Linked DNA regions of Homo sapiens: region 1 is linked to region 2. A link is a contact called in ENCODE Hi-C or POLR2A ChIA-PET data. All regions are on one chromosome and are shown on one strand. The core of a region is the stretch at or near the end of the contact, and the rest is flanking DNA. Distances in the headings are between cores, read along the strand shown.

What was found. A loop is a pair of places that touch in the nucleus more often than their neighbours do. ChIA-PET counts read pairs that join two places held with the same protein, here RNA polymerase II (POLR2A). Pooled maps may share reads with other maps.
Region 1: a loop to region 2 is called in a map of K562, with 6 times the contacts of the local background. The contact joins the enhancer-like site here to the promoter of GLUD2 in region 2. A Hi-C loop is called at or near these places in 1 of 168 maps with a recorded cell type or tissue (K562) and 1 of 50 pooled maps. POLR2A ChIA-PET finds 5 or more read pairs at or near these places in 1 of 52 experiments (K562).

Annotation. Positions count from the first base shown.
Region 1 is chrX:121,196,061-121,200,078 of GRCh38, reverse strand. No RefSeq gene overlaps it. Among named protein-coding and RNA genes, the nearest start is that of GLUD2, 150 kb to the right of the region's middle. RefSeq lists an enhancer at 1,681-2,880. Within about 2 kb of position 2,403, at least 3 of the 41 ENCODE cell types and tissues checked have a DNase peak (open chromatin) inside an H3K27ac peak, as active enhancers do.
Region 2 is chrX:121,044,845-121,048,859 of GRCh38, reverse strand. It overlaps GLUD2 (glutamate dehydrogenase 2), which reads right to left and starts at 1,250. Exons shown (of 1, transcript NM_012084.4): 1 at 1-1,250. The coding sequence starts at 1,175. LOC105373328 (a long non-coding RNA gene) reads left to right here and starts at 1,386. Exons shown (of 4, transcript XR_938572.4): 1 at 1,386-1,801.

The DNA of each region.
Region 1 (4,018 bases), core at 1,154-3,653, 150 kb before region 2:
TTGGAGACTCAGAAGGGGAAATGTAGGAGGTGGAGGAAGGACAAAAAACTACTTATTGGGTACAATGTACAGAACTGAATTGATGGGTACATTAAAATCCCATTCTTCACCACTGTACAATTCATCTGTGTAACCAAACACCACTTATACCTCTAAAGTTGTTGAAATTAAAATATAAAATAAAATAATTTCAAATAGTCATATGCAGCTAGTGACTACCTGATTGGATGGCCATAGTTAATCAGTAATAAATGAAAAGCCTTATCTTATTAATGTGGTTGCCTTGGATTCCACTTTGTCTAGAATATTATGCTTTTTTTCTGCTTCAAATTGCTGATATATTTAGATATATTTACCTATCTCTCCATCTCTCTACATGTATATATATATAAACTAAGTAAATACAGTATATTCATACATGTATATATACTCAGTATATATTCATACATATATACTCAGTATATATTCATGCATGTATACATACTCAGTATATATTCAAGCATGTATATATACTCAGTATATATTCACGCATGTATATACTCAGTATATATTCACGCATGTATATATACTCAGTATATATTCACGCATGTATATGTACTCAGTATATATTCACGCATGTATATGTACTCAGTATATATTCACGCATGTATATGTACTCACTATATACACGCATGTATATGTACTCACTATATATTCACGCATGTATATGTACTCACTATATATTCACGCATGTATATGTACTCACTATATATTCACGCATGTATATGTACTCAGTATATATTCACGCATGTATATGTACTCAGTATATATTCACGCATGTATATGTACTCAGTATATATTCACGCATGTATATGTACTCAGTATATATTCACGCATGTATATGTACTCAGTATATATTCACGCATGTATATGTACTCAGTATATATTCACGCATGTATATGTACTCAGTATATATTCACGCATGTATATGTACTCAGTATACATAGTTTATATATACAGTTTGTGTATATATAGTCTTTCTGCTTTTCACCTTTAACAGTCACTTTTAGATATGTCTTTTATAAACCACAGAAACTACAGTTGAACCTTGTTTTCTAATTCAATCTGAGAATCTTTGTCTTATAATAGGAATGTTTAACCCACACACGTTTACTGGCATTTATTGGTCTTTCTTTAATTGTTCTATTTGCATTATGCTTTCTTCCTAATTTTTAATGTGTTTTTTTTTTTGCTGGAGTCATTTGTAAAGTATACTTTCTAGTTTTAATTCTGTAAGAGGTTACCCCAAAATTTAAAATAAATGAATTTATATTTCTCCTTGAAACTCTCTCTCTCATACCTCCTCTACTTTCCTACCCCACCCCTCTATCTCCCAGGTAATGGTGGCATAGTATGAGATTTTAGTCCGGTTTTTGTATATTTAAAATTATGTTGTCTACCCTTTCAAGAATTAATATATCCATTCTGTTTTGTAACCTTATCTATACTATTTAGACTAATTCTACATTCAAATAGATTCAATGCACACATAATTCTTTTTATAACATAGTCTATATTCTTAAGGTCTTTACTTTTTATTGTTTACAAGATGCTTTGAGAATTTATTTTGCATCTCCCCACCTCATTTCCCAAGGGTTCTATAGAGGGTATATTCTCTGAGCTCTTGCGTTTCTGAAAATATCTTTATGTTGCACTGTCAGGGTAGAGAACTCCTTGGTCAAAACATTTTCCCATCAAAAATGTAAATGTTCCACTATTTGTCTTCTGACATTTAACACTATGGAAAATTCTAAGGATATCCCATTTTTTTCTTTAGAGGTACCCAGTTTTTGGTTTTTGTTGTCTCTTTCTTTGACTAGATACTTATAGAAGTTTTTTCTTTATCCTTGAAATTCAGAACATTCATCAGGATTATATAGATATCAGTCATATCTTACTAGTTTCACTGATACCTTTTGATCTGCAGATTCAGCTGTTTCTTAATTTTATAGATGTTTTCTTCTATTATTGCTTCTATTGCATTTATTCTTGTCTTTCAGATATATAGATAAGCCATATTGAAATAGTCCGTCATTGTCTGTCTGAGATAACGCCTCTTTGTCCTACCTCCAAGACGATTAAGGAGCGCGGACACAAAAGTGAGCTTAGAGCGAAAGCTTAATAAGTGAAAGAAGAAAGCTCTCTGTCAGTAGAGAGGAGAGTCCTGAACAGGAATACTCACTGTGGGGCCCATTCTGGGGATTTTATGGACCGGAAAAGAGAAGAAATGTGCTTAGTCTGTGGGCTGTCTTGGCGAACCCGTGACTCAGCCTGGCCCGGGACTTTGGCAGGGGACCAATCAGAAGCCGAAATGATGATTCACAGATGCTGCTTAGCTTGCCCCAGGGCCTATCACAAGCTGACGTGAAAGTTTGGCCCGGGACCTTGGCCTGGAACCAATCCGGAGCTGAGGTGATGATTCATAGAAGCTGGACTTACAGTTTCTTTCGGTTTTTGTTTCTGTTTTTGTTTTGTTTTGAAACGGTGTCTCACTCTGCTGCCCAGGCTGGAGTGCAGTGGCGCAATCTTGGCTCACTGCAACCTCTGCCTACTGGGTTCAAGTGATTCTCCTGCCTCAGCCTCCTGAGCAGCTGGGACTACAGGCACGCGCCACCACACCCAGCTAATTTTTGTATATTTTTTAGTAGAGACGGAGTTTCACCATATTGGCCAGGCTGGTCTCGAACTCCTGACCTCGTGATCTGCCCAGCTCAGCCTCCCACAGGGCTGGGATTACAGGCGTGAGCCACCGCGCCCAGCCTGGACTTATAGTTCTAATAAAGGAAAGTAGAGTGCCCACCTAAACCCACCAGAGCCCACCGTGCCCATGCCCACAAAAGGAGAAGAAACTTTTCCTGGGAACCTGCTGACTATACAAAGGACCTTTGTCCTGGCATTTGGATGCCAGGCCTTGTTCCCTTATCTGAGTGAGCTGGAGGTTCTGTGTAAGTTTTATCCAAACGGGCAGGAGGTTGTTCTATCTGTGCAGCCATGGGCATGTCTTCAGGCACAACACCCTGTCCTAGTTCCCTTATCGGTGCCTGCAGCTTGAATTATTTTCCCAGGCTGCTTTTTATGTTATGTGGGGATGAGGCACTGACCCATGGGCTGGGGGGCTCTTCTGGGACCCTTCCCTTGCTGTCTACCTAAAGCAAGCTAGTTTACTCCTTTCAATATGTTGGTTCTACATTCACTGGCCCATTATATTTATTATTGATTTTCTTGTTATTTTTATCTCCTTGTTCTTTTCCTCTGCATTCTAGGAGAGCTTTGGGTTGCATCAAAAATTTCTGATTTTATTTCTGCATTCTCAAAACTGATCATACTGCTGCTGATTTATTTTTTACATGCCAGTATCATTTTTTTGTTCAAAGTTGACTTTTTGACATACAAAACAGCAATTTAATATGGTTTAAACTGAAAAATAAAAAAGAATAGTTACTGCAGTATCTATGGTGATTGTGACAAGCTAGAAATCCAATAAATGCCCATTAATATGGAAATGATTGAATAAACTGTGATACGTTCATATCATGAGCTATTATGCTACCACTAAGAGAACAACTGTGGAATTTACGCAAATTCCACTAGGTACTGATTAAAAGATATAGAAAAAATGTATTATATAATAATCACATTTTTAAATAATGTCCAAACAAAAGCCGTGTGTGTGTGTGTGTGTGTGTGTGTGTGTGTGTGTGTGTGTGTTTGAAACAGATGAAGGGACTTTAGAAAAATGTACAGAAGGATATGCACCAGGCTATTAACTCTGGTTACCTTGGGGAAGTATAAATTAGAAGGAAGAAAAGAAGAGGGGAGGACAACTTCCCCCAAAATTGTCCTTAACAATAGAGCAAGCATTAGACAATGATGCCATTTGTGAAAAGTTACCTAGGTATATATGTATACACAAAATAAGCCACACAAAATAAGCCATCCTAAAAGTGGCTATCTCAGGGTAGTGAGATTTTGGATACTT
Region 2 (4,015 bases), core at 1-2,500:
TTGGATTTGGTCAACTGCTTCTCAGTGGCAGCTGGGATCAGTATGTCACAGTCGACCTCCAAGATGCTTCCTTCATAGGGCTTTGCCTTGGGGAAGCCCAGAATGGACCCATGTTGCAATTTGAAGTCTTCCAGTTCCTTTGGGTCAATACCATCTGGATTCCATATACTCCCATCAGACTCACCAACAGCAATACATTTAGCACCAAAACGATGTAAATATCTCATAGAGTGTAGGCCCACATTACCAAATCCCTGAACAACAAATGTTTTATCTCTAAACCCTGGTGTCATTCCTAAAATGCTCATGTAAGAAGCTTCATTGATGAAGTTTTCAATCCCATGGAAGACACCACGGCCAGTAGCAGAGATGCGTCCATGGATTCCCCCTTGGCTGATGGGTTTACCAGTAACACAGGCGTGTGCATTAATATCATAGTGCCCTATGGTGCTGGCATAGGTATCAGCAATCCAGGACATCTCCCGCTCACCTGTGTTCATGTCTGGAGCAGGCACATCAACGCCAGGACCAATAAAGCCCTTCTTTGCTAGCTCCATGGTGAACCTCCTTGTGATCTTTTCCAATTCATTTTCGGTATAGTTCTTGGGATTGATCTTAACACCAGCTTTAGCACCCCCAAACGGCACATCAACCACTGCACACTTGTATGTCATCAGAGAAGCCAAAGCTTTTACTTCATCTACACTCACATCAGTGCTGTAACGGATACCTCCCTTGCAGGGCGTGCGGTGCTGGCTGTGCTGGGCCCGGTAGCCTTCGATGACCTCCCAGGAGCCGTCGTCGCGCCGGATGGGGAAGGAGAGACTCAGCACATGGTTGCAGGGCTTGATGATCCGCAGGATGCCGCGCACCCGGTTCCGCTTCTGCTCCTCGCTTTCCTGGGTCCTCAGGTCCTTCACCAACTTGTCCTCCACGATGCTGGCGCCGCGATCGAAGAAGCCCTCCACCATCTTGAAGAAGTTGGGGTCGTCCTCGCGGTCGGCCACCAACTCGCTGTAGTGGCGCCGGGCGGCCAATGCGAGCCCCGGCTGCGAGGCGGCGGCGGGCTGTCCGCGGCCCCGGCCCAGCAACGCGGCCGAGTGGTTGGCCGCGGAGCCCAGGGCAGCGGGCCCGGCCCGGGACGGCAGCAGCGCTTTGGCCAGGTAGCGGTACATCGCGGCAGGCGGAGGAGGGGTGCGTGACGGTCGCGGAACAGGTGCGCTTTCTCAGACTCCCCGCGACTAGGAAGGAAGGGTCCGGCGCGGGTTGCCCTTTTAAGCCGCAGCTTCCTGCCTGCCCGGCTGTCCCCTCCCCTTGGGCGCCACCTAACGGGGAGGACGGACTTTGGGGGCAGGGCGCCAACCAGGGCGCCGGACCTCCGGGTCCGGAGGTCCGGGGCGCCGGACCCGCCGCGGCCTCGCCGGGCCTGGCTGGCCTGTTTGTTCTATACTTCTAATGTTTAATAATTACCCAGAGCTTTGGATATATGCAATTCTGCAAAATAAATCAAAAGGAGTCAGAAGGCAATTTTATTTCCTAATAGACCCTTAGTTAGAATTTAACTTAAAAGCCATTTTTAACAAATGTAAACAATATCTCCCCTCCTCTCCATCAAAGTCTGACGGAGACAAATGAAAAGATTTTTTAGAAGAATAGGACTATATCAAGACCAAAAAAAAAAAAAAAAGCTAAGAAAGGGTACCATCAACAATCTTTACAGAACTTCTGGAAAGTAAAAAGCAAATGGTACTGGCCTGGGGAATAACCAAAGAAAATGAAACCTCAGCCCCGGATGGCAAAGGTAAGTGCAATTCTTCCAAAGAGAGCCCTGAGTGAAATTTTAAACAGGAGTGAACAAAACAAAAAGCAGAGATTGGGCCCTAGAGTACTCATGGCCTTATTTCATTTAATAAGTTGCATCCACAAGCAGTGGACCAGGAGGATCCTGCCCCCTCTCAGATAAAAAAGAGCAATTGGCAATGGCAGCTTTTGCCCCTTGGACAATGGTTCTCAAACTTGAGTATGCAACAGAATCACCTGAAGCACTTATTAAAACACAAATTTCTGAGATTCACTTGGAAAATTCCTTATTCGGCAGTCATGGAATGATTCACCTAACAACATGAAAGCATCCTAGAAGCTTTGAGTTAAACTATTAAATTATTTGCAAGAAAAACAACAATGCTGCCAAAACATACAACATAATGCATGTTAAAAATCACAGGATGTCTTATTATGAAGAACAAGGCAAAGATGCCTACATTTGCCATTTTTATTCAACATAGTATTAGAAGTTCTAATCAGAGGAATTAGGCAAGAAAGAAAAAAAAACAGAAAAAAAGTAAAATTACCTCTGTTCACGTATGGCATGACCTTATGTGTAGCAAACGCCAAATATTATACAGAGGGAGAGAGAGGGAGACAAACACATACACAGAGGTAATATACAAATTCAACAAAGTTGCTGAATACAAAATAAACACAAAAATATCAGCTACATTCCTATATGCTATGAAGTAAATATCTAAAAAGGGAACTAATAAAACAATTCAATTTACAATACTATCAAGAAGAGTAAAGTACTTAGGAATAAATTTAACCAGTGAGGCAAAAGACTTGTACATTGCAAAATACAAAACATTGCTGAAAGAAATTGAAGGAGGCATAAGTAATGAGAAGACATTCTATGTTCATGAATTAGAAAACTTACAATTATTAAAATGGATAATACTTCACAAAAGTGATCTATAGATTTAAAGCAATCCCGATCAGGATCCCAATGATGTTTTTGGTATAAATAAAAAAGTCTATTCTAAAATATATATGGAATTTCAAGGGGCTCAGAGTACTCAAAATAATTTTGAAAAAGAACAATGTTGGATGATTCAAATTTCCTGATTTCAAAACTTACAACAAACCTGAAGTAATCAAAATAGCGTGGTACCAGCATAAGGACAGACATAAACAAATGAAATAGAATAGCCCAAAAATAAACATTAAACATATAATCAGTTAAATTTTTAAAATCTTTTATTTATGTTCAGGGGTACACATGTAGGTTTGTTATATAGGTAAACTCATGACACAGAAATTTGTTGTACAGATTTTTTAGTCACCCAGGTACTAAGCCTAGTCCAATTGTTATGTTTTCTGATCTTCTTCCTCCCACCCTCCTCCCTCTGGTAGGTCCCAGTGTTTGTTGCTCCCCTCTTTGTGTCCATGAGTTCTCATCATTTAGCACCCATTTATAAGTGAGAACATGCAATATTTGGTTTTCTGTTCCTGGGTAAATATGCTAAGAATAGTGGCCTGCAGCTCCATCCATGTTCCTGCAAATAACAGAGTCTCATTCTTTTTTATGGCTGCATAGTATTCCGTGGTGTATATGTATCACATTTTCTTTGGACAATCTGTCATTGATGAGCATTTAGGTTGACTCCATGTCTTTGCTATTCTGAATAGTACTGCAATGAACATTCGTGTGCATGTGTTTTGTTTTTTTTTTAATTTCAATAGGTTTTGGGGGAACGAGTGGTGTTTGGTTACATGAATAAGTTACTTAGTCATGATTTCTGAGATTTTGGTGCACCCATCACCTGAGCAGTGCACCCTGTTCCCAACATGTAGTCTTTTATTCCTTGCCACCACCCACCCATTCCCCCAAGTCCCCAAAGTCCAGTGTATCATTCTTATGCCTTTGCATCCTCATAGCTTAGATCCCAATTATGAGTGAGAACGTACAATGTTTGGCTTTCCATTCCCGAGTTACGTCACTTAGAATAATAGTTTCCAATTCCACCCAGGTTGCTGTGAATGCCACTATTTCATTCCTTTGTATGGCTAAGTAATATTCTATGGGATATATATATATCACATTTTCTTTATCCACTCATTGATTGATGGGCATTTGGGCTGGTTCTATATTTTTGCAATTCTTTGAACTGTACAATACGATAATTGTGACACAACCTATCAAAACCTCTGGGATACAGCAAAAGCTGTGCTAAGAGGAAAG